2 separate regions of the Homo sapiens genome follow, and region 1 is linked to region 2. Evidence: chromatin loops called from intact Hi-C (ENCODE). Cell type or tissue: IMR-90. All regions are shown on one strand. Each heading gives the region's core, and the rest is flanking DNA. Links, peaks and the distances in the headings are about the cores only. Region 1 overlaps DPY19L1 (dpy-19 like C-mannosyltransferase 1). Region 2 holds the start of MIR548N (microRNA 548n).

The links. Hi-C counts contacts between places; a loop is a spot of excess contacts. Peaks named below come from ENCODE experiments on the same cell type or tissue, not always from the same donor. Only the 100,000 strongest peaks of a DNase experiment are listed, where the experiment ranks them.
Region 1: it touches region 2 in a loop (2.1-fold over the local background); 1 of 110 quality-filtered maps calls a loop at or near these places.

Annotation. Positions count from the first base shown.
Region 1 is chr7:34,996,749-35,013,522 of GRCh38, forward strand. DPY19L1 (dpy-19 like C-mannosyltransferase 1) reads right to left here. Exons shown (of 22, transcript NM_001366673.1): 5 at 14,582-14,702; 6 at 13,720-13,813. Among named protein-coding and RNA genes, the nearest start is that of DPY19L1, 32 kb to the right of the region's middle. RefSeq lists a silencer at 7,010-7,608. In IMR-90, for the core only: no CTCF peak of the experiment used is centred there; DNase peaks (open chromatin) are centred at 6,653 and 7,093; H3K27ac peaks cover 1,205 bases.
Region 2 is chr7:34,933,768-34,950,541 of GRCh38, forward strand. DPY19L1 (dpy-19 like C-mannosyltransferase 1) reads right to left here. Exons shown (of 22, transcript NM_001366673.1): 14 at 16,030-16,131; 15 at 13,863-13,934; 16 at 11,900-11,949; 17 at 8,848-8,872; 18 at 7,998-8,117; 19 at 6,386-6,560; 20 at 5,509-5,608; 21 at 4,227-4,352. MIR548N (microRNA 548n) reads right to left here and starts at 7,067; the gene lies at 6,993-7,067. LOC102724723 (a long non-coding RNA gene) reads left to right here and starts at 8,459. Exons shown (of 3, transcript XR_001745166.2): 1 at 8,459-8,539; 2 at 11,279-11,369; 3 at 14,662-14,841. In IMR-90, for the core only: no CTCF peak of the experiment used is centred there; a DNase peak (open chromatin) is centred at 5,494.

The sequences.
Region 1 (16,774 bases), core at 3,478-11,477, 65 kb after region 2:
AAATGCCTCGCAGGATCTGGCCCCTGCATACACCTCAACTCCTTTCACTATTCTTCCTCCTACCCACACTCTGCTCTCCAGCTGCACTGCCCTCATCACAGTTCCTCAAATGATAAGACCACACTGACAACAGTGTGCAGAGCAGCCTGGGAGCAAGACTGGTGGGGAGCAGAGCCACATGAGCTGATGCAGAGTCATCCCAGGAGGATGGGCTGGCAGAGAAGTGGAAGGACGCCAGAGATACTCTGAAGCAGGACAGTAATAATAGGATTTTGTGACTCCTTGGATTACAGAGGAAAGAGGAAAGTCATGGCTATCTCTTAGAGGTCAGGCTGGGCATTAGAGTAGACAGAAGTGTCATTTGCTGAGAGAGTGAAGACATAAAAAGGGGAAGGTTTTGGAGAAAAGATGCCAATATTGCCAACCAACAACTTTCATCAATTTATGCATACTAAATAAAAATACTTATCTTTTAAATATTCATACACAACTGCTAGACCAAATGGGTTTGATTAAAGATATGTTAGCAGGCCAAGTTAATATTAATTCAAAAAAAAAAAAAGGCCAGGCACAGTGGCTCACGCCTGTAATCCCAGCACTTTGGGAGGCCGAGGCGGGCGGATCACAACGTCAGGAGATCAAGATCATCCTGGCTAACATGGTGAAACCCCGTCTCTACTAAAAATACAAAAAAAAAAAAAAAAAAAAAAAATTAGCTGGGCGTGGTGCCAGGCGCCTGTAGTCCCAGCTACTCGGGAGGCTGAGGCAGGAGAATGGCGTGAACCCAGGAGGCGGAGCTTGCAGTGAGCTGAGATCGCGCCACTGCACTCCAGCCTGGGCAACTGAGCGAGACTCCGTCTCAAAAAAAAAAAAAAAAAAAAAAAAGTAGCTGGAAAACTTTGAGATGGTAGATTCACAGCCTATTTAAGATGTGTTTTTTGGCCAAAAATCCAGCCTGTATAAGCAGCAAATGCTTGATTTTTTTAAAATAAAGAATAAGAAAATATCATGCAAAATAATGGAAGCAAAACTGGCATAAAATTTAAGAAATTCAACTTTTCCTTAAAACAGGTAGAGGGCAGTGGAAGAGTGGAAAACTAATACAAAACACTATTCCATTCTGCTACAGAGCCTAAGAATACTTCATAGGCAACTTGGTTGGATCACGGGAAGAGAAGGTAGGAAGATTAACTGTGTTAATGATGACTATTCACTCCAGATGTAAAGGGGGACATCAAGCAAAATTAAAAAGGGCTTTGACATACAGACTAATCATCCAGGCCCTCAGGGCTTCTGGAACATATCTAGAAATAAAGCAGCTTAAAAAAATCTCTCAGATATCAGAGAAACCACTCTGAACCTCCAATGACCAAAGAAGATAACAGAGAACAGAAAATTGGAAGATGAAGGTATTGTCCTCTGACTAGCTGGTTCCTTATGTGGAAGAAAAGGCATTTTCTGCTGACTACTTATGTCTACAAAAGGACGTCCAGGCTCTTCTCACAAAAGCTCAGAAACAATGAAGAACTGGGTAGAGACAACGGTAAAAATTCAAAAGAGGGGGAGGAGATCAGGAACAGATCAGAGGGGCCACAGGAACTCTGGGCAGCCCCCATTAAATGTAGAGTTCGTGAAAAAGATCATTTAAGTTCTCTTCAAAAAGCGACCTCATCGCCAGAGAGGGGATGAAGTAAGGAAAAGGGAACACTGACCCTGCCTCAGAAAGTGTGTGCTCAGCCCTCATGCATAAGTGTCTGCATATGACCAGGGGTGAGGGGGAGGAGTAGTCAATGGCACTGGGTGTCACTTCTGCACTGACGTGAAGAATCAGATATGTCTCCCGGACTCTGGCCACAGGCAGAAGCAGCTGAGGCTGGTAAACGAAAAAGCAACAAGATGAAAGGAGCCTGGGTCTCCCCAAACAAAGCAGTTTACACCCTCATCATGCTGTAATAAAAGCCACTAGTCAGTTAAGACCCATCCACTTTGCAATCTTCCAACCAGCTCCTCATTCTTAGATACAAATGTCAAGCTAGGAATCAGCAGGCTGTGGGGATGGAAGCTTCCAATGTGAAAAATAGAAACTAATACAAATTGAAGGGGGACCTAGAGGTAACAAAGACAATGCAACAGGCAGAGAAATTTTCAAACTCAAGATTCTTTAAGTTGGAAATCTAACAGAAATGACAATAAAATGTAAAAATAAAATAAGGGAGAAAAACCCTGAGAAAATTCGACTTCAAGAAGTCCAATATCCAATCACTAACTTTCAAGAAAACAGGAAAAAAGAAATGGAGAAGAGAATGTCATTAGGGAAATAATACTAAAAAAAGTTTTCCTCCAAAGTGAAGAAAGTAAGTGCCCAGATAGAGCGCACAAAGTATGCGATGAGAAGGATGAAATAATATCTACCACATCATGACCTTTTACGGGACTAAAGAGAGAAAGATGAACCCAAAAGGTGCCAGAGGAAAACAACTAGCCACACACAAAAGGAACTAATGGTAGAATAGCACCAGACTTTTGAAAAGCTACACTCCATCTTAGAATACAGTCGAACAAAGCCTTTAAAAGTCTGAGGAAAAATAAAAATCAACAACCAGGCAAACCAGTAATTGAGTACAAAAATAAAAAAGGAAATGTTCAAACATGTCAGACAAATGTATTTTAAAATTATCTCTGTGACTCTCTTGGAAATTACCTGAGGATATGATCCTCAAAAGGATGAAACAGACCAGAAAGAGACCAACCTGGGGTCCAAAACACAATGAATCCAATGCAAGAGAGGAAAGGGGAATTCTCAGGATGGTGGTAAACAAAACTCCAAGGGAATCGCTAAACGGAAGCCCAGGGAAGGACGGGTCTAGGATGGAACCAGAGACAGAGGCTCCAGGAGGGAGGCCCCAGGGGATAGGAGTGGGAGAATTGAAATAATGGATTTTATACATTTGACAAAGTACAAAATAAGTGTTTACAGTTCAGCTGTAGATCTGGAGAGGAATTAATCAGCATACAGAACACCAAGGAAAACAAAATATTAGCAATAATTAACCACAGGAAAAATTTTAAGTTACCAAATAAACAATTATTTATACCACTTAATTCAGCAGTAAGCAATATTTTTACAGTCATAATAATGTAACTGCGGACTATGGTTTTACGTATCAGAATTGCTGAGTTTCCAAAGATCTGAAAGTGGCTTTCCCTAGACAAAGGGATACACAGGGTGGGGAAGACAGATGGGGCAAGGGACCACTGACGTACTTGATTATAAAAAGTTGAATAATGCCAAAAGATATGCATGTATATACAAAGCAGTGAAAATTCAGTTTAAAAACATACTAATAACTAACATACCCATTGTAGAGCACATTAATAGAAAGAAAGTTGTTCAATTAACTTACATGGAGACCTCTTGATCTTTGCCAAAAAATACTTCTAAGGAACAAATCATAAAAATGTTCCAGATAACATTAAAATAGCTGTTCGTATTCACCACCAAAAGAAATAATACAGTATATTTTAACCTTGGCTTGAAAACCATTAAAGAAAAACCTTCCAAAAAAAAGAAAAACTTTCCATACTGAAATTACCAACTACAAACTACCAGATCATGCGAAGGTATGGAGTTACAGTCATCTTACCTGGAGAATGAGGAGTCGGGGAAATGTGTAATCACAAAAGCAGACATTTAAGAATCCGCCCCCCAACATGCAGTATGTTACCTTTCCCTCCAATGTGTCGTTAGTTCAATAAATGAGTCTAAGTAAAATTAACTGAGGAAACTATTAGAATAATTATAAAATTACATGTATGACAGCTAAAAATGGAGCACAATAGGATCCTGAAAAATGGCAATATTAGAAAGAGTAAACTTCCACCTATCAAACCAAAACAATGCATACAGAAATATCAGCTGAAGAACAGCAAAATCCTGGGACCTCAGAATCCTTCGGAAATGAATTATTACAGAACAGTAATATTCTGGAACATCAGAACAGAAAAGAGAACGGAAAGTCTAGATCCTTCTTAGTGTCATGTATCTTTAAAACATTTTAAGTAAAACTTTTTATGAAATATAAATACCACTTACTTTGGCAATGAAATAAACACTTTTTTCTTCATTATGCAGGATCTTTAAACAAAAATTAACTAAAGCTGCAGACAATTTAATTGCTGTGGAAAGAACACTTAAAATGTATTCTCAGAGACAGTAGAGCACACGTTTTGGAGCCACTGTTGGTACTCAAATCCCTACTCTGCCAGTGACTAGCTCTGTGACCTCGGAAAAGTTATTTAATATCCTTGTGTCTCAGTTTCCTCATCTATAAAGCGGTTTACCTATCTCATGGGAAAACCATATGGATTAAATGAGTTTCTGATAGTAAAGAGTTTAGAGCCTCGCACATAAGCGTCATACATGAACTGAACTTCTGCAATCAAAAACAGTCTTCAGTGAAGATTGGAATCTGCAGAAGGAAAGCTTCAGAATGAGTCCATTGGAAAAATACTTCCTAAATTGGTAAACGCTAGTAAAGCTTATGTGATAGATAATATGTTTTTATTGTGCCTTTCATATATGGCAACCATAAGCTAAGTTTTTCTTTCAATATTTTATTATTAATTAATTTATTCAATCAAAAAATATTTTGGAAGGCAAGCATTCTTCTGGGTCACTTGCAAACACTACCTTATTCCATTCTCACATAGAAGACAGAGTCTCTTAAACTCATTTAGGTGTTCTTCCCTCTACTCAATCACTTCTTTAAAAATCATCTATAATCTTCCATTTCAGTTAACCTAATAAAACACTGCACCTCCCTTTTACAACCCTAAAAGACCTCTGTTACTTTATATTTTCTTTTACATTTAAAGGCAAACCAAAGAACTGGCAGTCACTCTAAGTTCTGCTCACATCATTTATTCAAACTATATAAAAACTCAACCTTAACAGATTCCACCCACAATTTAGAGCTTCTATACAGCTTTTTTTGGTCTTCTAGCCTTAATCATGACAGCCTAAGTTTGCCAGACATCTAAGGAAGGCACCTAACATGGAAGGTAGAGACCAAAGGATGTTTAAAAAAACAAGCTAGGCCGGGCACAGTGGCTCATACCTGTAATCCCAGCACTTTGGGAGGCTGAGGCGGGCGGATCACCAGGTCAAGAGATTGAGACAATCCTGGCCAACATGGTAAAAACCCCTCTCAACTAAAAAATACAAAAATTGGCTGGGTGTGGTGGTGCGTGCCTGTAGTCCCAGCTACTTGGAAAGCTGAAGCAAGAAAAAATTGCTTGAACCCAGGAGGCCAAGGTTGCAGTGAGTCAAGATCGTGCCATTGCACTCCAGCCTGGTAACAGAGCGAGACTCCAGCTCAAAAAAAAAAAAAAAAACAAAACAAAAAACAACAACAAAAAAAACCCACACACACAAGCTAGAAGATGCCAAGGTTATTCTGGGAGGGTAAAAACATCATTAATACCCTTAGAGAGAATATTTATTGAATCCAAGAAACAAAAATAAAATACTATTTTTTAAAAAGGAATGTTTATAGAACAAACAAAACTTCTTGGAAATTAAAAGCATGATAATGAAAAATAAAAACTCAGTAGAAGGTTGGAAAAAATAAGGCTGATAAAATGTTCTAGAATGTAGAACAAAGCCAAAGAGCTTAAAAATGGGGGGAAAAAAAAGAAAATTAGAGGACTGGAAACTACAAACATCCAAACAAAAGTTCTGAATCAGAAAACAAAGGGAATAAAATAAGTAAAGAAATAATTCAAGAAAATTCTCAGAAATCAAAGGCATGATTGAAACAACCCATCAAGTGTCCAAGAGAACACATGAAAGCAGATCTACACTGAGACATATTGCTCTGAAATTTCAGAACCATAGAGACAAAGAAGATATTCTACAATCTTCCAGAGAGAGGAAGGGGAAGCAAAGGTCACATACAAAGGTTTAGAAATTTGAATAACTTAGGAACATCTGAATAGCATCATCTGAAGCAACCAACAATGTTCTCTTTTCTTCTTTTGAGACGGAGTCTTGCTCTGTCGCCCAGGCTGGAGTGCAGTGGCACAATCTTGGCTCACTGCAAGCTCTGCCTCCTGGGTTCACGCCATTCTCCTGCCTCAGCTTACTGAGTAGCTGGGACTACAGGTGCCCGCCACCACGCTTGGCTAATTTTTTTGTATTTTTTAGTAGAGACGGGGTTTCACTGTGTTAGTCAAGATGGTCTCGATCTCCTGACCTTGTGATCCACCCACCTCGGCCTCCCAAAATGCTGGGATTACAGGCGTGAGCCACCGTGCCCGGCCAGCAACCAACAATGTTTTCAAGTCTAGAGTTCAACACTCGGCCAAACAGTGAACCAAATACGAAAGCAAATAAACACATTTTGCAAAGTTTCATAAAATGTTTACTTCCCAGCTATCTACTCTCAAGACCTACCTACTAGAAGATGAGGTCTACCAAAGAGGGAAAATAAACCAAGAAAGAGGAACAAACAGGATAAGGGCACAGGGGATCCAACAGGGGAGAGCAGTCAAGGAAATCCCAATGGGATGCCAAAAGGACAGATGTACACAAACCATGGAAGGTAGCCAGTCCAGAACCAAGTACTGACTCATGCCCAAAATCTCCACATTTTATTTGTGTGAGCCTGGATGAGCCTGGACCAGATTCTTGTCTGTATTTTATCTTGGCTCCACATACTTTACTGCTGGCATCAGTTAAAGACACTTATATCACTCACAGAAGTTGTTCTGCTTTGATATGCTCCAGAGAGCCAGGGTAAACAGTGGTGAATTTAGAAAGAGGGAACAGCTCTTCCCCTCATGATATTTCTGCTGGATATTCAGTACCTGGCCACTACATTTCTGCCAGATGTCCCTACCGACTGAGTCCTACATTTATCCCAGGCTCATGACGTTGCCTACTGATGTCCTGAGGAATCAGGCTCCTGGTTGAAAACCTATATGGGATTTCTCAGGCCTGGCCATATGCAAGGCTTTGCCTGACAGGCCTCACAGGGAAAAGAAGCCCTTCACACACCAGGCTTGGTGCAGAGCCAGTGTACTGTAGTCTCTCAGGGGAGTTGCAGTCAATGACTCAGCCACTTCTGGGTGATAAAGCTCTTCTTATATTTGCCTTCCTAGCCCAGGCACCTTTATTTCCTGGTCCTTTTCTCTGCTGTGGCCTGGCGGAGAGGGGCTCCTTGAACAGGCCGCTCCCCACTCTGACTCAGACTCTGCACTCTTTGGCTCCTAGCCCTTCTCCTTTGCCCCATCACTTCAAGAACCATAAACTACAGGAGCCTTTTGTTCCCTTTTGATGGGGGTGAGACATCCTGATCGTCACATCTCACGTATACCATTACAGTAAATGATTAAAGGCTTAACTCTCACTTTTGGCTTGTCGCTTTAACCAGCCACTCCAATACCTGGCAGCTCAGCTCCCTCCCCTAGCTCAGCTGCGCTCCTGACAGCCTCAGAAAGTTCCCTCAGGGAACCTAAAGACCATGACTCAGAAATTCTCTTCTTCTGGGAACTTTCATCTAACAAGGGCAATAGTGTCCTCCCCTTAAGCAGCTAGGTTTGTGCCTGATACTCAGTTTTTCAAAACTAAACACACCATATTTAAGGGTAAACACATGAGTGGCACAATCATAAAGAAAAACAAGGAAAACATTGGTCCAAAAGTTAGGATGTCATTTCTTCTGAGGGTTGAGGGAAGGAAAGAGAATGTATTAAGAAGGAATTTTAAGGGTATGAAAGCTCTGATAATTTATTTATTTTTCTAATCTGTGTCATGGGTACATAAGTATTCATTTTACTAATCTTTAAACATGTATATAAAGATTTTACACAATTCCATAGTCATAACATTTTACACATAAAAAAGTATTTTACTGGTTATTTATTTACTGGGTCATAGATAATACACTCATATGATAGCAATGCATAAAATAAAGTAAGAAATTTCACACAGCTGTTTCTTATAAGATCCTCAATATAAACTGAAGGGATAATTTAAAAGTAAAGTTCCAGTAAAAGTATTGCATGGGATACAATAAACAAAAGTCCAAGTAGGCAGCAGTGACTGGGCAGCTGTCAGTCAATAATGAGACACTCCGCAGGGGCATTGTTCTGTCTCCCCCAGGATGACTCATCAGCCACACTCACTGCCCACTGTTTTCTCCAGAAGACCTCCTCAGATGGCACTTGTTCTAGAATGGAATCAAAGGCTGAAGAGTCTAAAAATCTAATGGGTTATTTTGGGGGCAACCTCAGATAGGATACTGAATGGGAAAGAACTCAGAGTCTAACATAAGATCTAAAAATCAACTTAAGTACTTTTATAATTCTACCATATTTCTCTTATTTTAGGCAAAGGAATTTTTGTCTATTCTTCAGCTCCAGTTTTAAGGAGAGTAGTAGGAACTCTGAAGACAGAGGCAGCAGTAATCAGGGGAGAACGATACAAAGAAATGAAGCTCAAAAAGACAGCACCAGAGTCCTCTCTGGCCAGCCACAGGCCTGGTCTGTGAAAACCCTGAGTGGTTTCAGGCATCATTTCACCATCCTAAGATTCAAAACAAATCAAGCAATCAAAGGCAGGGCTGCTAAGTAAGCAGCTGCACAAGCAGAGCAGTGGGAGAGGTGAATGGGACCAGGGCCTCGCTGCTGGGGAGAGGAGGAAGGGGTGGGAGACTAGATGGGGGTAGCAAGGGGACCCAAGGGAAGTCCAATTAAAAAGTTTTATTGGCCAGGCACAGTGGCTCACACCTGTAATCCCAGCATTTTGGGAGGCCGGGGTGGGTGGATCACCTGAGGTCAGGAGTTTGAGACCAGCCTGACCAAAATGGTAAAACCCTGTCTCTACTAAAAAAAAAAAAAAAAAAAAAAAAAAATTAGCCAGGTGTGGTGGTGCGCGCCTGTAATCCCAGATACTCAGGAGGCTGAGACGAGAATTGCTTGAACCCGGGAGGTGGAAAATGCAGTGAGCTGAGATCGCACCATTGCACTCCAGCCTGGGCAACAGAGTGAGATTTCGTCTCAAAAAAAAAAAAAGTTTTGTCTTAATTTTGTCATGTGAGAGAGAAGGTAAGGGATGAACACATTCTGAGGCGGATGGGAAGGAACCAGGAAAGCAAGCCTGAAGGACAGCAACAGGCAAAGAACTGGCAGCCAGTAGGGATAAATCTAATACCTACAAAGGAATGAGCCTTAAACAAAGGCACTTTTTTCGATGATTCTCTGATTCCACCAGGCCTCTGTATCTCAGTATTGTACTCCCTCTTTTATTTCAGCTAGTCAGAGTATTTCTGGCACCCTTTTCAAAAGAGAAAGAAAAAATCTCCTGCTTATAAACCCTGTTATTGTTTGCACTCATCCTTACATAGCAGTAAAATTTATAATAAACTTTATAGACATATGTATTTTTCCAGAGAACTGTTAAACATATACATTATTTAACAGCTTAATACACTATCCAATCTATTCTTCCTCAACAATGCACCATAACCTAGCTAACCCCGAACTCCAAAATAATACTAAAATCACACTAAAGTGCAAAGAATAAAAGTTTTAGTATCACCTGCTTGATATCTGCCTTAGAGTCCAACACCAAAAGTTTTTTGTATTTATCAATAAGAGAAACTTAAGCATATATGAATTTCCTCCAGAAGAAACTAGGGGGAAAGTTCTAACTGTCCAACAACCAATGCTCCTTCTTACTTGCAGAACAGAGATTTCCACACACTGGGTCTTAAGAAACTGGCCTTCAGAAACTGTTAGTCTGTGGCTAAGAAATATCAGGGTATCTTATGAAATACATAACGTAAGTATAAATCAATACAGCTTCAAAAAATAATTAACAATGAGTATTTTAAAAAAAATACTAAAATACTGAGAATTCCAGAAAAAGAATTATACCATGAGTAGGCTGTGTTTGCAAAACAGATCTCACTTCATCTCCTCAAGTTAGAGCTTGGCAGCCTGGCTCCATTCACCATTTGCCTGTTTTCTATTTTCCCTTCTTCCATTTCTGGCGAAATGGACTGGCTTACCTGGCTTCTAAAAACTTATATGTATATTATTTCAAAACAAATATACTTCTGAATTTAAAATGTCACAGTCAATCTGCCTGCAAATTTCTAACCTGCTAGACAAATCTCAACTTTTATTTCTCAGTACATAATACAATTTATTTTTTTAATCCTAAAAACAACTTTAGATACCCTCCTCTTTATTTTTAACCCATATTTTAAGAAGTCTGCAGCTTTATCCCTTTCATAAAATTACAAGGGTGACTAACCATCAAGGAAGAAAATATTAAGAACTAACTAGTAATCTGAAACCTCTAAATGTACTTCAGGTCAAAAAACATACAAAAATGCAATGAAAAACACTGATAGAAAAGAAGTGATAAGAGACTCTATTCAAAATAATATACATCAGGATCAATTTTGGAAAGAACCTTCAGTTAACGATGCCTTTGAATAGAGCTAAAGAGATGGTTCCGGGTTAAGAAAAAGCCCACAAACACAAAAGGAAAGCTGGAAAAATGAAAACATGTGCTGCTAGTGCAGACCACCATGGGGTCCAAGAGTTGGGTAACACAGAAGGGGCCAGCTAAAGCACAAAGCAGTCAAATGGGCAGAGTGAAACAAGCTATAGCCACTGACATTGGAAGAACCAGAGACAGCCATCTGGAAAGACCCAAATGCTCTAAGGTAAAAGCTGCCCTCATGCCACCTTAAGCAGTAGTCTACAGACTTTTTTACACCAAAACTACAGTAAGAAGGCTTTACACAACTCAGCACACACACGTGTGGTGTGTGTGTGTGTGTGTGTGTATATATATATTTATAGCAAATAGAAGTTTCTCTAAATAGTATCTATCCTTATTAGTGTGGTATATGATATTATTTACTTTGCAGCATTTTTTTTTCTTCATCTAAAATGAAATGGGCTCAACCCACTGAATCAATTTTAAAACTCTCTAATAAGTGATGCCCTGCAATTTGACAAACACTGTGCTGAAGTAGTCACTGCTTGACTTTGGGGACTGGGGAAAGTCAAGTGTTCTATGAGATCATACTTCAGCTTGAATCCTGTTCTTATACTGGTCAATTTTTGTACTTATTTCACTTGCTTTGGAATAGGTTTCAACCCAGTCAGTTACCAAGGCCTTTCATCATCCAGCACAACCTCTGTTCCAATCTGAATCCTCCACAACACTCCCTGAAGAACATGCATCCCAGCAAAACTGATCTGCTTATTACCTGCTTTCCACATACTAGATTTTGGCCTTTGTCTCTCCCTGGTATGCTTTTATCTTCATGGTTTATTTCCACCTATTCAAATACCTCTGATTCTACAAGGTCACACTAAAGTAGCCCCTCCATGCAGAACAAATTTCTCCTGCCTCTGAAGTTCTAAGCACTTAATTTTTCCTTCCTGTCTATCTTCCATTCACACACACCCTGCTGCACTCCCATGCTCTCAGAGCCCAGAGTTTTAAGAAACTACTTGGTATGAATAGTGTGTGTTGACTGAACAACTGAATATGCATCTCCCATGTAGACAAAAAACTGTCTACCAGGCACCACAGGGTTAGGTCAGGTCAGGGCCAAAACCACCAAAAACCCCTCAACCAAAACCAGGAACTTTTATTCTCTTCAGTAGATGTTGTGCCTTCTGCCTTTGAAAAAACAGTTATAACAAGCATTACAAGAAAATGTGAATGCTTTAACGGATGTTTACAAATTCTTCTTTCAATTAAAAAAGTAGCCAGGCATGGTGGCACACACTTGTAGTTCCAGCTACTTGGGAGGCTGAGGCAGGAGGACTGCTTGAAGCCAGTGGTTTGAGGCTATAGTGCTCTGTGACCACATCTGTGAATAGTCACTAGACTCCAGCCTGGGTAACAATATAGCAAGACCCCATATTTTTTTAAAAAAAGGGTAGCATAAGTGCAGATTAGCAGCTTAGCAGTAATGCCATGTTTCATATTTTAACTTCTCTTATGTAAAATCTAATCTCCCAAATGTAATAAAGCTACCCATAGACAGATGGGCAGTACTCAGCAAAATGAATAGACACCACCAAGTTTCTCTCCCTCTGGCTCATTACGATGCAAGCACACAGGCCCACTTTCCCTCAAGTCAGCCTCCTTTTCTCATTACCATATTCTTTTGGTTTAACTTATTTCCCTGCATCTTGTTTCAAAAACAAAATCTTTCACAATCATCTTTTAATCATGCATTTTTATTTTAGTCTCCCCAATTAAACAAAAGAATTTTCTTAGACCTAAGTCAGAAATAGTAACATCAAAGTGTCTTAAATCTATATGCAAATATATTTTACATTGATCTTCTAACAGCTTCCTCTTTTGACAAATGCTTATCAAGTAACTGCTAGATACTCAAACGGTGGGCTAGAAACTCAACACATCTTTGAGGTACTAAACTGAAAATGCCACACTTCCAAAGGAAAGGAGATAATGCGATAATAGCAAATTCAAACTCATTATCCCAAATTGAAAATCATATACAATTCTCATAATTCTGTACTACAAAGAATCAATAAGCAGCAAGGAAGAAAATTCTAAAGATAATCTCAAGGTAAAATACTTCAAACATATATACAGAATAATAAATTGGCAAAAAAGAAGTAAACATAAAAAGCCTTAAAAAATTAGTCTTTTAGTTTTAGGAATGCTGCTCAACTGTAAAGTAAATCAGGTCAGATACTAAATATTGTACAGAAGACACTTCTAAATATTACATAGAAGATACTTCTACTTTAACATTAATAAAGAGCTATTAATATCATTTGATAATGAGTGGTCTTTTCCCTTATATTTTATGTAAACAATATATACTGGATGGAGCTGAAACCATCTACAGCCATTGACATTGGAAGAAGAACCACAGACAGCCATCTAGAAAGACCCAAATGCTCTAAGGTAAAAGCTGCTCCCTCATGTTACCTTAAGCAGTAGTCTACAGACTTTTTTTACACCAAAACTACAGTAAGAAGTAAGACTTCACACATCTCAGCACACACACGTATACACGTACATACAGCAAATGGAATATACTGTTCCATAACAATATATTAGATATTCCATAACAATATATGGAATATATATTGCTTATGTTCAAATGCCTATGAATATTCAAAATTTATGCCAGGCACTGTGGCTCATGCCTGTAATCCCAGCACTTTGGAAGCTGAGATGGGCAGATCACTCAAGCCCAGGAAGTTGAGACTAGTCTGGGCAACATAGCAAACCCTGTCTCTACAAAAAATACAAAAAAATTAGCTGAGTTTGGTGGCGTGCACCTATAGTCCCAGCTACTCAGGAGGCTGAAGTGGGAGGATCGCTTGAACCCAGGAGGCGGAGGTTGCAGTGAGCAGAGATCACACTACTGCACTCCAGCCTGGGTGACAGAGTGAGACCCTGTCTCAAAAAAAAAAGTAATTAAATTTATCAAGTATTCCCAATTCTATTTACATCTCTAAAACTATCTTAAGTGTGATGGGCCATGGCAGTGGTGAAATCATGCAAATAATGAATTTTATGATAATAAGATATTTTAGGATATTTTCATAAAACTGAACTATAAATTAATCAATGATTAACTATTAACTAATCAACTATTTTATTTTAGTATATCTTATAAACACATACTAAAATATTCTTACCTTAAATATGTGCCATATATGAAGAATAATGCCATCATTAGTCCATTTAAAATAAAAATTACAGCAACATAAAAGCAAGCAGGATCTCCCAATCCTTTAAAAATAAACAAAACATATGTTCTAATCACATTAACCCAAATTACCTTACGTGTCTAGCAATTTATATTAAATTGTGTTCATTTTGAAAATGGTTGCCAGATATATTAAATAGCTGCCTTGGTTCCCACATGAAAACACAACACTACTGCAGAACATAGATGAGACCAGGGTAATTAGCAATGATGGTTTTAAAACAGGGCTGCAAATTCACTGATACGCCTCCTCTGGAGGTATGGGGTCTATAGCCCCCATTTTTGAGTTTCATTGGGCTTGTGACTCTTTCAACAGAGTATGGCAGAAGCAACACTATGTGACTTCTGAGGCTAGGTCATAAGAGGTCATACAGTGTCCAGCTTGGAGCCTTCAGCTGCCATAGGAAAAGCCTTACTACTACTCTGAGGTACTTTGCTTTCAAAAAGCCCAAGTCACCCCGAAAGGCCACATGTAGGTGTCCCAGCTGAGAGTTCCAGCTGAGCTCAGCCTCACAGTCCTCCATGCCCAGGAGCCAAAATGTGAGCAATGTAGCCTCTCAGTTAATTCCAGCCTTCCCAGACATTTGAGTCTTAGTAGCAGAGGTCCCTGAAATCATGGACATAAACCAGCCCCGCTAAAGCCTGCCCAAATTCTGGACTTGCAGAATCTATATATGCATAATAAAATGGGTGTTGTTTATACCACTAAGTTTACAGTGTAAGTTTATTATGCTAGATAAGTTTATTATGTTACAACAGATAACTGGACAATATTACAGAAAGAAACTTACCTTCACAGCTTTCAATAGGACTGAGTCCTTCTCCTCTGGTAACCGTCCAACATATCTTGGTTTGAATACCAATCAAGTCCATTATTTTGGTATAAATCCGGTACCAACTGGCCAAAATTACCTATTTTAAAAAATACAGAGGCATCTTAAGAAAATATACTAAACAATTTTCATTACTAGAATACTTTTGAGATACTTTGACAATTACCATATTTTCCCTTTCCATACCATCCACTTGGCTCCCTTTAAATGTAGTAAAACAAGGCTCAGAATCTCCTAGGCAGATTCTTCACTGGTCAGTTTTCAATTGTTCATCCATGGGTAAGGACAAAATATGGGCCAAAAAAAAGTGCTAAATTTATGTTTTTCAAAAGCTCTACAACTCTACTAAGAGACACAAAAGAAGATTTGCACAAGTAAAAGATACTGGGTCTACTGGAATAGACCGAATTATTTAAGATATGAATTCTCCCTCAAATTAATTCATAAACATAAAATAATTCCAGTCAAAATTCCAAGTGTCTAAAATGTATCTAGAAAACTAACAAGAAAATTAAAGGGAATGTTTTAACAGATATTAAGTCTTACCACTTTTAATAATTAAAATAGTGTGATACTGGCACAAGAATGGCTAGACAGATCAATAACCATGGTACAAGCGGTGGCAAGCCACCCCAGATTCCCTCTTCCGGGCTGAGGCACTCATTCCTCCAGCTGGTTAGAAGACTGGTGCCTGAAAGCTTGAAGCTGTGTCCCTCCATGGGAACTGCCCATGGCTGAAGAAAGTAAATTCACTCAAGGTGACATCCCCTACCCACGGGCAATCTGCATCTGATGACCGACTAGTCAATAGGGAAAGACATCAAGGCCAGGGGCCCTTCTCACAAGGTAGGACAACTCTGCAAAGCCATCCCAGATCCAGAGCTGCCCAGGGACTGGATGAGGCCTTCACAGTGACTGTATCAAAGCTCTCCTCTTCCTCCTACCTCATTCTGCTTCATTCATCCCCCTTCAGGTGTTGGCCCTAAGGACACTCCCTCGACTACTTCCTGCATGCAAATCTCCATCTCAAAGTCCACTTTCCAGGACCTCAACCTAAGGCAATACTGAGCACAAAATCCAGAAACACGTGCAAGCATGTATGTATAATAATTTTGCATATAAAGAAAAAAGCTTACTTCAAATCAGTGGAGAGAGGATGGACACCTCATCAGTGTTAGGTTACACACAATACATTTTCAAAAAACAATTCAAGGTTAGATTCCTACCCCACACTATGCATCAAAACCAATTCCAGATAAATTAAAAATGTAAATTAAAAAAAATTATGATTATAAAAATGAAGTTTTTTACATGTATGTATAAAAGACAAAAAAGATTCAAAGATATATTTCTGTATAGAAAAAAATACATAGACATCATACACAAAGCTAAAGGGCAAACAACTGGGGAAAATGTTTCATTATATAGCATTATATTAATATCCAGTATATAATAAATGAACTTATAAAATTTTAACAGAAATATAGATGAAAGGCATGAATTGGCAATTATTTTTAAAAGTAAAAATGCATTATGTATATATGTATGTGTGTTATATATACATATATAGAGAACACTGATATATATATATAAAATCAATGAATGAAATACATCACGTGACCAATTTGTCTATCCAATTAACAAAGATGCAGGTAAATAAGTAGTTTCAAAAACACTGCTGGTGGATAGTTCAATATCTATCTGGAAAGCCTTCTGACAAAATCATTAAAATATATATTCTATTGAACTAGAGTTCCACATCAACAAATTTATAGTTTTGCAAGGAGGATAAAGGAGAGGCCAAATGTCATCTCCACTTGCTGGATTGGGCTCACCTTCCCTCCACTCCCACTCAAGAAAGTGCACTCAATTAAATGAGGAAAGGGAAGAAAACATTTAACAAATGACATGTAAAAGTAACAGCGCTCCCTTGGTATAATCCCTGTAAGCACACCAAATCTAGTTTTTATATTTTCTAAACAATGCAATCAAATCAACAGTTCCCCACAGAATTAAAGCCCTCTCCTCAAAATCAGTAATGATCTTTTTTACATATTCCTCCACAAGATACATATTTTCTTTTAAAAAATTAAATACAATTTAATATATTGAATTATATCTTAGATTTAGAATCAGCGTTTAATACAAAAA
Region 2 (16,774 bases), core at 1,707-9,706:
ACACCAGTGGTTTGCCAGGGGACCTTGGGCCTTCAGCCACAGATTGAAGGCTGCACTGTCAGCTTCCCTACTTTTGAAGTTTTGGGACTCAGACTGGCTTCTTTGTTCCTCAGCTTGCAGATGGCCTATTGTGGGGCCTCACCTTGTGATCGTGTGAGTCAGTACTCCTTAATAAACTCCATTTCATATATACATCTATCCTTTTTTTATTTTTGAGATGGCGTTTCCCTCTGTCGCCCAGGCTGGAGTGCAGTGGTGTGATCTCGGCTCACTGCAAGCTCCACCTCCCAGGTTCACGTCATTCTCCTGCCTCTGCCTCCTGAGTAGCTGGGATTACAGGTGCCCACCACCACGCCCAGCTAAGTTTTTGTATTTTTAGTAGACATAAGGTTTCACCGTGTTAGCCAAGATGGTCTCGATCTCCTGACCTCATGATCTGCCCATCTCAGCCTCCCAAAGTGCTGGGATTACAGGCGTGACCCACCGCGCCCGGCCACATCTATCCTATTAGTTCTGTCCCTCTGGAAAACCCTGGCAGATGCTCTTGAGTTGTTTTTACAAAAATGGAATTATTCTGGGACTGTATACTGAACAATAAAACGTGGAACCATTTTTCCATCTCAGTGCATAAAGATCTATTCTACTGTTTTTAAAAGCTGCTAGTTCTCATATGTACTATTTAACCAATTCTTTACAGACAGATACTTTAATTGTTTCCCATTTTGCCATTATAAAGCAATGCAGCTACAAACAGTCTTGTGCAGAGCTCCCTTCTGCAAACTAAACCTCTAGAGCAGCGGTCCCCGGTCTTTTTGGCACCAGGGACTGGTTTCCTGCAAGACAATTTTTCCATGGGCTGGAGGGTGGGGGCGATGGTTTTGGGATGAAATTGTTTCACCTCAGATCATCAGGCATTAGATTCTCATAAGGAGCACGTACCCTAGATCCCCCGCATGTGCAGTTCACAATAGGGTTCATACTCCTATGAGAATCTAATGCTGCCACTCATCTGACAGGAGCCAGAGCTCAGGCTGTAATGCTTGTTCACCCTCCGCTCACCTCCTGCTGTGAGACTGGGTTCCTAACAGGCCACAGACCAGTACTGGTCCATGGCCGGGGGCTTGGAGACCCCTGCTCTAGAGGCAACATTATCACTCTGCCAAAGGACTGCACAATTTTTTTCTTACCTTCCCTTCATCAAACTATCCCCTAGAAATGTTTTGCCAGTGAGTGTTCCCATGAAGAGGGCTCAAGTGCACACTTTTTGCACACCTTTGCTGACACTGGTTTCTACTCACATGGAACACCTATGATCATATGGCTGGGCATGGGTTTTCTACCTTGTAATTTTCTCATACACGTCAAGGCTGAACTGTTACAACACTGAGGGCCCACGGTGGCAGAGAGTGAGACACACAGAAAGTAGAGAACGACCCACAGTTTTCCTGAGTTCAACAGCTTTTAGGAAAAAGAGAGGGCAAACAGCTGTCTTGGGGAGCTCTGTTTGCCTTGTGCAACACTATTTAGTCCTCATCTGAGTTTCCCAAGGTTTCCCCAGGCCAGCCATCTGCAAATAGCATTAGTGAAAATCTGAATAATTTCCTTCTAAATACATGTATTCTATGTCAACTCTATTATTGGAGTAAAAGAAAGCAGAGAACTGTAGTTAATTTAAAACTAATCTACAACTTGCATGCAAATATATTTGAGTGTTTATATTTAAACACAGTGTCAAATATTTAAGGAATAATCAAGCCATACAATTAAGCCACTTGTAAATGAGATCATTTAAACATAGTGCTCACCAATTGCCAGGCACAGATTAAGCACTAGATAAATATTGGTCCCTCTTCCCCTTCCTCTCCTAACTGAGTTCCCCATCTGCTTCCCCCATTCCAACATACTTTCACGTCCCAGCAATCTACAGGGGTTTCAGGCTGATCATAACTGAAATGGAGAGTGAAGGCCAAGGAAATAAGGAAGGTCCCAAACCAGGCAGAAAGCTTTGTCAAGAAACTTCCTACTCTAAATGTAAACACTAGATAAATATTAGTCATTCTTCACTTTCCTCTCCTATCTGAACTCCCCATTTGCTTCCCTGTCAGGACAGAAAGCACAGCTTTTGTTTTGTGTCAAGGTTGAAGCAGAGTGGACCTGTCCAAGGTTTCCTGACAGTGTGTCATCAGCCTGGCTTAGATCTTGTACTAGATGGAGAGTGTTGTTTTAATGAGTGGGGAAAACAGATGAGAGAGTCACTTTCGTAGCTTCCTCCCACTCAACTCCTGCTGTGACAGACACAATAAATGGCAAGTCAAGGTCCAGATGGGGAAATCCAGCACACCCTCTTCTGCACCCCAACTCTCAGTCTGATTGCTCGTAAGTGACTTGAAGTCAGTTCAATGTCTGCTGATTTTGTTTAGTGTGCAAAGTTTATTGCCATACATCCTGAATTTGCCTTCATATCCCTTCTTGTGTGGGTAAAACAGTGCTCTGCCTACCCAAACATGAGACTGTTAGAGCTATGCAAATCCAGGGAGCTCTCCCAACACTCTACAGCACAAAGCCTCTGCAACTTTCACATATTCAAACTCTATGCAGGGGTCTAGGCAGAATATGAACTCTCAAAGGCTCATTGTTAGCTTGGAGAAAAAAGGTTACGAAAATTATTTTTATGTTCCAGTAACTTACAGTTGTTTCAAGAGAGTGAAGCCCAAAGAAATAAAGAAGATCCCCATTCTGGTAGAAAGCTATGCTAAGAACTGAGTTCTTCCTATTGCAAATGTCAGCCTATCATTCATTTCATATAATTTCCTAAGATCGTCATGAGATGCTTAGAACTTTTCTGTCCTAAATTTATATAACAATGTTAAAGGTGAGTATGTGAATTTCATATACATATTCACAAACGCTTAAAACATTTTCTGAATTATTACAAAATAACATTTTCTATAAATCCTGACTGAATTCAAACCACGTAGCACACGTTCATAGGAGAATCATTCTATAATCAACAATTATTTTAGTTTCCTTGTGAGCAAAGCTGTAGATACTATGTCACAGAACTATTTTTCACTCACGACTCAGTATTTAACAATGTTGTCTTAATACCATATGTGTCATTGAAATATATGGTGGGAAAGTGTGATCAAGCCACAAATATAGCAATCTCTTGAACGCTTTTGTTTAGTTACAGAATAGTAAGAATTTAAAAAATATTATTATTCCATAAAATAGTGTTTATTTCTGATAAAATTGTTCCTGTACTGTGCTCTTCATGAAGTGAATGTTTTGGTACTTTAAAAGCAGGCTACTGTCACCTGGTGTCCAGTCACTTACGTGCCACATTTCTAGATAGCTTTAGATTCACATCTGCTTTGAAGATCTTACTGTCACTTGGAGCTATACTCAGCTTAGTAAACATCTCTGTGGAAATAGAAACTTAAAAACTATAAACCCAAGAGAAAGTGGGTCACAGTAGAGTCATTTTCCCATTCAAGTAAGATGTGAAACACCAGGAAAGAAAAATTTCATTCTGAGTTTTTGCTGACAGGGTATCCCATCCATCGACAGGACATGGTGTAGCACAGAGACCCAGTAAGGATAATGTGACCCCTGGTGCTCAGCTGCCTGACTTCACCAAAAGAGACTCCCCATTACTTGGTTTCAGACCCTGGAAGTCTTTTGAAAGAAAATACATCCAACTTTAAATAAAAGTTTCTTTTAAAACATCAAAGGCAAATATGAACAATTTGGGAGATTATCAACTAGTGCCAATAAAATCTCTTTAAGGTAGTATACACATACAAATCATTATTTAAAAAAAAAAGATATTTATAAAGACTATAAAAGAAAGTCTCCAAATCATTATCTAAAAAGTTTTTTCAGGCCAGGCGTGGTGACTCACGCCTGTACTCCCAGCACTTTGGGAGGCCAAGGCAGGAGTAGCACTTGAGGCCAGGAGTTTGAGACCAGCCTGGTCAACACAGCAAAACCCCATCTCCACTAAAAATACAAAAATTAAGTGGAGCTTGCAGTGAGCCCAGATCATGCCAGTGCACTCCAGCCTGGGCAACAGAGTGAGAGCCTGTTTAAAAAAAAAAGAAGAAGTTTTTCCATGTATACTTTATGTTATATACACACCCCCGCCACCAGCAAAGCATGTGCCATGTGCTTGAATTAACCTTCATGTCTTATGATTATAAAATGTTAACTGTGTTGATACTCACTTGGATCTTCTTACACACCATGACTCTTCTAGAATGTAATAGTTCACTTTTAACTTTATCAGTTCTCGCTTCACTTCTTCGGCTGCTTTCCGACTATACATTGAGTATACTATTTTTGTTCTGGCTCTTTAAAGAAAAATAATTGGGCATAAAATTTTCAAGACTAAAACGATACAATAACACATTTGGAAGAAAGCACTGAATTAGACTAGAAGACGATGAAGAAGAATCCAGTCAGGAGGAAATTCCCCATGGAAGTTCCCGCTAAGGGGCATCAGTGAGGTCAAAAGCAGAAGGCAGGAGGAGGACAAGTTGTGGAGAAGAGGGTGACCTTTAACACACCCCTACATTCCCAAACTTGGTCTCTTTGTGTTTGTTCACTTATTTATTTGTCTTAAATTCTTCACTTCGCTATCACATGTAAGAGTAAGGTACCCTGTGTGTGAACAGGGATGAACTACAACAAACACAACTATAGGACTACTGTGAAGCTGCAACAGTCCCAACTTAGACATCAACAATAATTCACATTAAATGGTTCTTCATTTTATTTCTAGATTTAAGAAAAACTAAACTTATTTAACAAAATTGGTCTGGAAATTAGCTTGATGAGATTGATTTTTTAATGAAAAAGCTTATTTGTGAATGTACATGCCATTGTTATGAAAAAGAAGATGCTAATAAGATTCACCTAATCACTTAGAAAATGAATAGCTTCACCTGCCTTAGAAACTGCAAGAAAAATTAAATTTTTAAAAAAAAATTTGGACAACACATCTCTAAATTATTTTTTAAAGTCTCAAAAAAATCTAAAAAAACATAAAACACCCAAGATCATTCTAACAGGCTATACTGGTGAAAACCAGAATAAACTCCTCTTTGAATGGGATTCTATTTCAAATGACTTCTCCAAACTCAAGAAAAATCACCTATGAGAAAACCTTAATAAACACTCTAAGCTAAACTCCCCAGGGAGTTACAGGATGAAAAGGACTTGGACATTTTAGAGCCCTGTTAACCTGTGGGAAAGTGCTATAGTATGACTTCGTTTATATGCCTGGTAGAGAAGAGAGCCCCCAAAGTTGTCACTTTCCTGCCCTGTGAAGCTTTAACGGATTTGTTTAGAGCTTAGCGGTCTTATTTCAGCTTTCTGCTCCCTGACTCGATAAGCCTCAGTTCATCATATCCTTTTGAAACATTCCTTATTACTTTGCTGGTGTCCTCCACTCACTGTCTGTTTGCATGGGAGGTTTGTTTTGATGATGCAAGACTGTGCACTGACCTCAAGCCTGCGTCTTCATAATGTGGATGATTCACAATGGGCCGAAGTGCAGAGAGCTTAACACTTGCCATCGTGGGCATGGCACCCGCAAACACTGCATCTGGAAGGCAAGAGGAATGTCTCAGGAAGACACTCAGTGAAGGCGAGAAGGTGTCTCCTTCAAGTGTAAATCAATTATTTCACAGGTAACAGAGCGGAAGCCCAGCAGGTTCATGACTTCAAGATTCAATGGCAGAACTAGCATGAAGTCAGATGGCTGATAAAGTAGCAGTTGGCAGCCAGGCCTGGGTAAACTATTTTCCTTGGAAAACAGAGCTTCATCATCTCATCATTAAAGATTTCTTTCTTTCTTTAAAGAAAAAATCTTAGAAATCTTTCCTGAATCTAAAAAAGAAGTATCAAATGGACTAGGAAAGCTTTACAGTAACAAGGAGTTCTGGAAGATGATTTAGTATTCAATCATTTGATACTCAGATGACAACAAAGTCTCCCTTTCCACACATGAATAAAATGTCACATTCCATGAGTTTATTTCAAGAAGGAATGTGAAGGACTAATATTAAAAATTCATTAAGAAAATAAGCACAGGAAAAATTATTTTAAATGTGGCATTTATGACTGTGAATAAATTTTGAAAAAATTAAAATCTATAAAAAATGGCAGAATAAATTACTAAGAACATATGTATAACATTTCCCCTGCAAACCATTTAAACAGGATTGATATCTCCTTTGTTTTAGATATTCTAAAAGCAACATTGCATAGAAAGAGTGAGATCAGTGGAAGTAACTAGGGTTTAAGAGTTTGCAGTGGTATATAAAATTGTGGGAAAAACAGCTAAATAATATGACTTTTTTTTTCTTTTTTTTTTTTTTACCTGGTTTAGTACTATATTTGATCCATTCTATAAGTTCTTCTTGGGGCAAATTGCTGAACTCCCCTACAATATTCCACTGGGTTTGCAGATTTGCTGAACCTTGTATTGACATTGCTGCTAATATAGCAAACACAATAGCACCAGGATGTACTTTGCAAAAGAGCCATCCAAATAGCTGAAACCAAATTAAGAATACATTGGTAATTGTTAGTATAAGTAGTATGCATCTGTTATGCAAAACTTCTTCCCAGAGAAGAATAAGGCCTCTGCTAGAGTCCCAAATAAAGGATTAATTATCCTAAAGAAAAAGCCCCAAAATAATAATCTTTGGGATCAAAAGGATTCTACCATCAGCCTCATATAAGTGGAACACAATGTAGGAAGCTCTTTTCTCAACCTGCTTTCACTACTCCCAGATTCAAGTAAAGCCACAACCAATTTACAAGGCCCAGTACAAAACAAAAATGTGGGGTCTCTTGTTAAAAAATTAAGACGTTCAAAACAGCAGCAGCAAACATTCAATCAAGTTCAGGGTCCTGAATGTGAGGTCCTGTGTGACCAGCAGGAACCCCACACTTGGAAAACCTGCCCTGGGTGACACTTTCTATTAGGTTGGTGCAAAAGTAATTGCGGGTTTTGCTATTTTTAACGACAAAATCCACAATTACTTTTGCACCAACCTATATCATCAGTCATGCTGTGGGATAAGACTCAAGATTAAAGGCTTCCAACCAGCCTCCTTTCCTGTGCCAGCCTGAAGGGGTCAGAAAGGTAGAAAGTAGTGCCTTTCTAACATAATACAACATACTGATTGGGAACCTCAAGGCTGGCTAATTTTTTCCACATCCAAATAGTCCACACTCCATAACAACACTTTGTTCTCTTGATCTTTCTCCACATGTCTACAGAGCTAGATTTCAAGTTTCTTGAGGGCTTATAAACACTGGCTTTTGACTTTTCTGTCTACTACTCTCTCCTCCATCCCTAGAGTGCGCAGTGTAGGTGCTTAGTGACTATCTGCTACGTCTAAGGGAGGTGCTGCTGTTGTACCTAGGCTGGTTGACTGATGGAAAGGTGACACTATGGAGAAGCATAAATCTGTGAATACAGAACAAGGAGGCAGCTATCCAGGAAAAATAAGCAGCAAACCACCAAGGAAGGCTTAAACTAAATTTTAAAAAGCACAAGTCAAGAATGTGCACACAAATTGCACCAACTGAAAAAAAAATAAGTTTGATACTAAAAAAAGAACATATAATTTTCAAGCACTTATAACCTGAAATTATTAGATTTCTTTGTGATATGAATGTCAAAACAAAAAAAGTTATTATTTGTACAATTAAGCTCTGCTTTCTATCAGCACCTGCAGTAATCACTCATGAACTCAGTCTGTACTAAATCGGTATTAGTTGTACACCAACAACTATTTTAAATCTTTAGAAAGATAGAAAATGATCAGCTTTGGCCCTTACCCTTTAAGAAAGATAAGTACAAAACCATGAAGAGCTTTAACTATAATCACTTAAAAGACTTTGTAATTCATTATTTTAGGGCCACTCAATAATAAAGGCTAAAATTATCATAGTAGCTATACTCCAACATAACATGTTACCTGTCTTGAGCAGATCAGTGATGCCATAACACACATGTGTGGTGTCAAGAAGAGTTTTAGTCTCATAATTAAAATACCAAGGGCTGTATATGCTAACAATTGCAATGCATGGTAAACCAGCTGAAAGAAAGAAGAAAATGTTTTTTACTCCTACTGTTTGTGAAGTTTAAGAATACTAAACTGGCAATATGCAGAAAGGGGTACGTTCTCCTTAGTAACAAAAAATACTACTAAGGTTTCTGAAACTTCGAAAACAATTCTTAAAATTCACTTTCAAACTGTTCCATTTTAGTGGAAGGCTAAAATTATAAAGTCATTAAGGCAAGTGTTTCTGTGATTCTCAGAGTCAAACCTGTGGTTAATAAAGCCCACATTTTTTAATCAACCTTGATGCTACCATCAGACCAAGAAAAGACAGTGGTAAAAGAAATGACTGCTGCCTCAAGATCTGAGGGCTCCACCTTGGAACTGCCCTCAAAACCAGACTGGACAACTAGGAGATGGGAGCAGTAACCAATCACATCTCTGAGGCCTCAAGCAAGGTGAGCAGAGAGGAAAGTGATTTCCAATCATGCAATAGACACCTCATACATATGTCTAAATGGGCTCCAGAAATCAACTGCCATTAGTGTAAAGATGATCAGAGCAGAACATATGAGTTTCCTAGTTAATTTTAACAAATGAATAGTCAGTGAATCTGCATATAGCATTCTCATAAAAACACATAACAGGCTATTTTCAAGATGATTGCTGACAATTGCCAACAAAGTTAGAAACTGGAACTAGAAAGGAAAGTCCAAATGCATGCAACTTTAAGATAAGTAAAATTATAGTCATATTAAGTCTTTACCTCTCCATGATCAAACTGGTGTTTTCTGGAACAGAAAAAAATATATTGCCATCAATTCATTATTGAAGCACTTACGTCATATATTTGCATTTTCATCTTGCAAACAGGAGTTTTACAACTTCTATAACATTCTCTCAGGACACACACAGGCAAATCAAAATAACTAAAAGTCACATGCCAAAACTGGTGCTATACTATTTTAAGAAAATTTATGAAGAATGACAATGTTGTATTATATCCTATTTGACTACATGGGTATTTATTAGGACAACAAAGGCACACGGTGGTGTCCCAGCTCCCTCACTGGTGATACCCCAGCAAAGCATGGAATGAAAAAAACCTTTGAGATTTTCACTAGGCAACCAAGTAGAGATAACAAATACGTGGTTATATGTGTAAATCTGAGTTCAAGGGAGAAGTCTGGGTCAGAGACAGAAATGTGTGAGTTGACAACACACACCTTCTCTTTCTTAAGCACTGATATGTTCCCAAGACCTAGAGTAATACCTGACACTTAGAGCTCAACATTTTTAATGAATGAACAAGTGTATCAATAAACTGTTAATCCAGGTAGCATATAATCTAATTTGAGAATCTAGCCTCAAAAAGACTGATATATTAGCAAACTCAGGACACATAAGGGGCTAGTGAAGGAGATGAAACAGTTCTTTATTCTTCTTTCACACCAAGTAAAAACTATCAGTTACCATTTGTTGAGTACTTACAATGTTAATATGCTTAGTACATTCCATTAACTCTAATCCTACAACCATTTATTACCCCAATTTACAGCCAAGGAAAGGAATCACAGAGCTAGTAAGTGGCAGCCAGGACTATATTCTGACTGACTTCAGAGCCAATATACTTTTTACTACATCATGCTGTCTCTATCCCACTTTACTTCCTGGGTCTTTGAGTAAAGAGAATATTGGCATTCATGTCTTTGATAGTTAAAATTTATGTCCTACTCTTCTCCTTTTTACACTGGCTTTGGTAGCTATGCAAAATAAAATGTCAACATGCCACTCCTCTTCCAAAAAAGAGCTCTGATCCTATTTGAACTGACAACTCCATGAAGCTCAATGGTTTCCTATAATTACTTCTATAGGTGAGTTATTACTCTTGAAGGGACAGCTTTGTTTCTGTGAGAAGTTCCACCTTCCTCTTCCAGAGTTGCATACTACAGCTGAAACTTTGTAGCTTCTTCCTGAGCTCTTCAAAAATAATTTCACCTCAAATGAAAAATTTCGGCATTGTAAACCAGAACGTTTTTCTTTCCCCCTTAGCCCTCAACTCAAATGTTACAGGTATAAACATATACCTGTATATGTTACAGTAAATTGTTTCTAAATGAGAACAAGGATTCTCTCAGGAGTATGTGCAATAATTTATCATTATGTTGGCAGAGACTTGGAGGTGAGGGAATAATACAAGGGTGTGTATATTCAAATTATAAAATAAAATATAGGGCCAGGCGCAGTGGCTCATGCCTATAATCCCAGCACTTTGGGAGGCTAAGGCAGGCAGATCACGAGTTCATGAGTTCAAGACCAGCCTGGCCAATATGGTGAAACCCCGTCTCTACTAAAAATACAAAAATTAGCTGGGCGTGGTGGTGGTCGCCTGTAGTCTTAGCTATTCAGGAGGCTGAGGCAGACGAATCGCCTGAACCCGGGAGGCGGAGGTTGCAGTGAGCCGAGATCGTGCCACTGCACTCCTCCAGCCTGGGTGACAGAGTGAGGCTCTGTCTCAAAAAAAAAAAAAAAAAAAGAAAAATTAAAAAAAAGAAAATATAGATACATACACATTCGACAATCCTTCTCCCCCCAAAATCCCACAAAAGAATAAAAGTAGAGTTAAAACTACCTTCACTCCATCCTCTAATCCCACTCTTAATAATTACAGGATTTATCTTTCCGGATCATTTCTATGCACAAACACATAAAAATCTCTAAATTTTAAAGAGAAGTATAATTATCCTATACACACACACACTGGCAATTTTAAAAATTCAATAATGTATACTGGACCTATTTCCAGAAAGATAGCCTAACATTCCACTCTATGTATCATAGTAGATATTTTGGATGTTTCCATTTCTCACATAACACACAATACTACAAAAGGCATCTCTCCCCATCATCTCTGTATTTCTGTGAGCATCTCTAGAGGGTACACTTGCACTGGTGGAACCTGCAGGGCTAAAGGACAGGCCCACTATATGTTTTACTGTGTATTGCCAAACTTCCCTCCCATCTACTACCTCCCACTCTTGCAAGCATTGGATATACTATTAATTTTTAGAAATATAAGAAGTGAAAAGGTCTTCACTTTAACCTGAATGGCTTTACCATAGGATCAAGACTACCTTTTCATGTTCATTAGTCATATGTAAATACTCATTCAACTACTATCCTTTACTATCTTGCAGGCACTGTATATAAACTGTTGAACAAAAATGATCGCTCCCTTCAGGAGATACGGGTCACACATCAACATTTAAGTACAAAGGGTGACAAATGGTAAGAGAGTAAGACAAAGGGTGTGATGGTGGAAAATACCAAGCATGCTATAGGCCTCTCTAACTCTCAGGTTATAAACAAACCCTCTTGGTTAATTTTGGGTTTTTTTTTTCCTATACATAATTCTCTGGTTCATCTGAAATTTATTTTCTGTAAAAAGTGAGGTATGAATCCAGTTTTATATTTCCCTGCTCATTTCCAAAAAGGCAGTCCACTGGTCCTAAAACCACTCACGTAATAATTTACTTTCCCTGCTGAAATGAAGTACAAAACTGTGTCCTTTGAGTGTAGATTATGTGCAGGGCTACTGTCAGACTGTACTGGATAACATCTGAAGGATGAATAAGTGATGTGCTGTGTTCTGCACAGATAGGAAATAAGAAGAAATGCCAGGAAGGGAAATGACCACAATAAAAACATCAATTATCAAATATTAGGTACACAACATGTAAGTATACAATTAATACACTGTAAATATCTATTTAATAAATGAACAGAGGAGGTAATAAAATTCTTAATAGCATATTTACCTTACATGTGTCTGTTGTTTAGCTAAGACACCCCACATATCACTAATAATCTGTAAATAGATTTTGAAACACTTTAGAAAAGCTGTGTTGGGAAAAATGATATTTTAAATAAAGTATCTTCTAAACTGTAAAATAACTTTTAATGAAAATATAAGTATAGAGATAACTCAGAAAATAATAATCACAACAACATAATCTTATATTTGTATAGTATCTGATCAAAGCTAATATTCAACAACCCTGTTGGGTAGATTATATCATCCTCGTTTTGTAAATGAGCAACAGGTTCATATGGATTAAATGATTGCCCTGTAGGTAGACAACTACTAAGAAGCACTGCAGTCTTGAAACCAGATCTTCTGGCTTCAAATTCACATTCAGCGCTGCTTCCACCATGCCAACGTTGTTGGCAACACCTCTTCTTAACAGTGCACTCAGAAAACTGGAGAGCTGGCTCAGAGGTTGATAATCACAGCTGGAAGCATTCAAAACACAGTCACTGTGCTTTCATATTCAGCAATAATGAGGAGGTCATCTAATCTAAAATCGTATCTCCAGTACAAATATTCTCTACAACACTGATGACAGGCTGTAATCCAGCCCTTAGAATCCACCAGCTGCTGCTTGAATCTATAACACTTTCCTTATCAGTCGAGATCAGTTCTGGTCAAAAGTCATACCTCCTGGAATTGGCCATGATTCTAAGGAGCCAGATTGTGTGTAACCTTATTTTCAAGGCACAGGCTTTTACCATATTTCAAAGTAATTATCCGCTTTCCATCTACATCTTTTCTTCTTTAAACGAAACAGCCTAGCTAATAGTTTTCATCATCTCTCACCACTCAGGTTGCTGTCTTTTGCATATGTTCTGGATGGCCAATGCTTAGTATTTTTTGAGTACCCACTAGGTGCAAACCCACATAAACTATACAAAAGTGCAAAGCACACACAAAGCCTAGCACACAGCAGGAACTGACTCTTAACTGATTAGAGATTAAAAGTGCTGTCGGAGTACACAGCTGAATACCAGACATAGCCCAACGATAGGGGAAGGTGCAGAGCCCGAGTCTCACTCTTCCCTTGCTTTTAAGTGGACATGATGCGAGGCTCCTAACAACATCTTTGATCTTTCAGTTCTGTATGTTAAAATGGAGATAACATTTGTCTACCCCATAGGGCTGTTGAATAACCAATTTAAATACTCATGTGAAAATGTTCTATACAAAGCAGAGTACAAATATATAATATGAACAATTGTTATAATACAGAATATTCTACAAATAAATGACATTGTGTTAACACAGAAATCACTGGCCACGTATCAGGAAACTTTTAAGGTCTGTCGTCTCTTTTTCCATCACAGATTAACTTCTGTTCATTCTCTTAAGACACATTTGGTTACAGAGTGCACAATTCTTAAAGAAAAAAAGAGAGGGAATATCACACTTGCTTTGATCTTATTTATATCTGGGCTTTGAATTTTATCGTCAAAGCCAACTTGGGGACCTAAACATTTTATCTAGTTCATCAACACATTGCAAATACTCTGTTTTTTCTTTCTGATTAATAATAAACACAATCCAGGAGTTATTGCACACTGCACAAATCACTTAGGTATATTTTAAATATTTTAGGGAAATATTACATTAAAGGTAAAAGCCAGTAATAATTTACACAGGCAAGTTGTATCTGGGTCAATATGGTCTCTGATCATGCCTTCCAAAATACATGACTATCGGAACTTGAGCCATCCTTTTCTGATGTCTGTTTTATGCTAGCAGATAGAATATTTTGAAGCTATATAAATGTCTATCAAAAGCTATCATTAAGAAAACATAGAATATGTTACAGTAAGCCCATACAAAACGTTGTATCAGATAAATGTGGCCAAGTATATGCGACTACTATGTAAAAACAAGAAAATATTCTATTATAAGAAAGAGCTCTTAAGTGATAGACATACCTTTCTAACAATAGCAACAAACACTACAAGAACAACTGGAAGCAATAATGTCTTTGTGTATCTCAGTGGAGTCTGAAATTCAAAGAGATGTTTTGTTAGAAGGAAACATTTTAACCAAACAAAATTTCATTTCAAATAATGAAATAGGTAAATTTCTGAAAGTAGAGAAATATGAACATTCACCAATCTACTCACTGACTGCCATCATAAAAAGGAAGGTGCATTTCCATAGAAATGAACTTCCCCAAAATGCTGAGTTGAAACACTAAAAATACAGTACCCAAACACCTGTAAGTGTGAAATGTCACTGAAGAGATTACTGCTCACTTTTTGCATGCTACTTATCTAACTAGAGAGACCAACTTAATATTCATCTAAGGTATGTAAAGCTCCTTAAATGGAATAAGCTTTTCCTGTATATTTTGTGGGGGATAAAAATATTATCCTTGAAACACACACACACACACTTTCTCACGCATAAACAAAATAATGATCTATGTTTGAGGGGAACAAAAGGCTTTTACATTTTCTTTAGTAGCAGAAAAAAAATAGAAATAAGTTTAATAACAAAGCCCTACACATTGTGAGCCTGTGCACCTCTCAATTATCTCTCCACCCAAAAAACCACTGTTAAAATTTTGCTTTTATACTTTTTTTACTTTTATGTGTGTTAATTATGGGTTAATAAGACTATATCATTTTGTTTACTCCCTTATATATCTTAAGCATCTTTCCATGTCAGTATGATATCATATTAGGAAATACCATGTTAAATTTTCCCCTCTTCTCCACTGTATAGGTGTACCATAATTGGAACATATGTTCCCTGAACTGACAGTACTCTGTCTCTACAGCACAGTCCCTATGAATTAAGATACTTACAGTGATGAGGAATGGTATGCTGGAAACAGTTTTGCTATTTTCTTCAAATTAGCTGAAGTCATGCTATGTCTCAATAAATTATTTCTTTCATCACATAGCTTATGTTTAATACTCTCAGACTGTAGCAGTATGTATGATGTTCTCAATAACATTAAACAACTTCACCACATCCTAATTCTCTAATATTTGAAGGAGTCTTGAACCCCTATGAACATGCATTTCAATGTCTTGCAAGATATGCTTCCTTTGTTTGTTTCAGCAGGTTTAACACTAAAACTCATATACCTTTGTCAGCCACTGTGTGTCAAAACCATTTGCCGGAACACAATAAATGAAGACTGACAGGCCACTGGAGTAAACAGTACCTCTGCAGAACACACTCAACTCCAAATGGCCGGTAGATAAAAGTTTCCTGTGTGGTGCCCTCTCATCCACTGGTCTGGAACTCTGGACACTGGGCTAACACAGTGGGATCATGAGGGAAACTAACATGTCAATAGAGTATTGTTGGCCAGTTTCATATACATACACATACCACTCTGAAGGAGTGACACAGATAATATAATTAATCAGTACCACATGGATGGTGTTAAAAATGCACATATATACATGCTTGTCGAACTAAACCAGCTCATAAAGTATTGCAAATTAATATTTTATTTATTTAAATATTTACTTATTTAAAATATCAAAGTACTTTCCTTTGTATTATCTCATTTTGTCTTCACAATATCTGTTTATGGCATGCTACTAGAAACTAGTAAACTATAACACGACGAATGAGAGTTGCTTGTTCAAGAACATCAAGCAAAATTACAGGCTTCTGTCTCACAATCCACTAAACTACTCTCTGCTTTCCTTCTAAATCTCTGAATACAGTTTTAGAAAGAAAAATGCTGTTGGAATGAAAAGCTTGGACTTGATGTTTCAAAGCAAATATCTATTTAAATAACCACAAAATGAGTGGAAATGTAAGAGTTTGAGAGCTTGACTAAATTAATGCTATCACTGAAAAATGGCAACTTGAAATGCCTCTGTGTTTACTCACCTAGAAAACCACTGCTAGTCTGAATGTGTATTTCTAAATTATCAAAATGAGTAAAGGCCATATATTTCAGGGAGCTGCACTAAAGTAAACAGAAAAATCTTCCTCTAAGCTGCCAGATTTTCCTTTTCCTTCAAACTGAGATAACAGCACATAAAGAGTCTGATATAAGAGGAGCACTCCTTATGAAAAATGTATGGGCCAAAACCTTAGGAAACAGAACTAGAAATCACATCTTACCTCTTTTTCCATAAAGTCAAACTCCGCTGCACAGGTATACAATAAAGTATCAAAATCCTTATAACTAAAGAATTTTGATGTTAGTAAGTTGCCAATATGAGCCTGGTAAGAAATAAAGTTACCATTATATTAAGCCATACACTGCAATAATATATTTTAATTTCAATAGTATCTGAAAATAGTTTTCATTACATTATAGAGCCCACTGTTCCCACACCAAGCCTGCTTTTGTTAAAGAAGGAAATGCTATATCCTCCACCTTCACAGTTCCCTTCTTTTGCTGAATAGTGATAGCTCCAATGACACCCTACCTTCCACACTCATCGACATCCCAAAGGCTTTTTCCCTTGGGTTTTCCCAGCTTACTGTGCTAAACCTGGTGAAACAGGCCGCACAGCATCTCCCTTGCTGGAGCCTACCAGCAGCTCTGGGCTTGGGAACACACACAGACTTCTTTTAATCATAAAAGCACAAAGGACTATGGGGTAAAGAAAAAGAAATACGAATTCTGAAAAGGAGATTGAAAAGAGTACTTGAGTGAAGTAGAAATGGGCAGGTACTGGAATAAAAGGTACTTCTTGACTGATAATCACCTCTCATATAATTATTCACATGTTATCAAGGATTCTCACTCACACTGCCACATTTACCTCCCACAAAAAGCCATGTGAGGAAGGTGGATTTTCACTTTATAAATAAGAAAACTAGGGCACAAAGACATAAAACATTTGCCAAATGTTCAAGT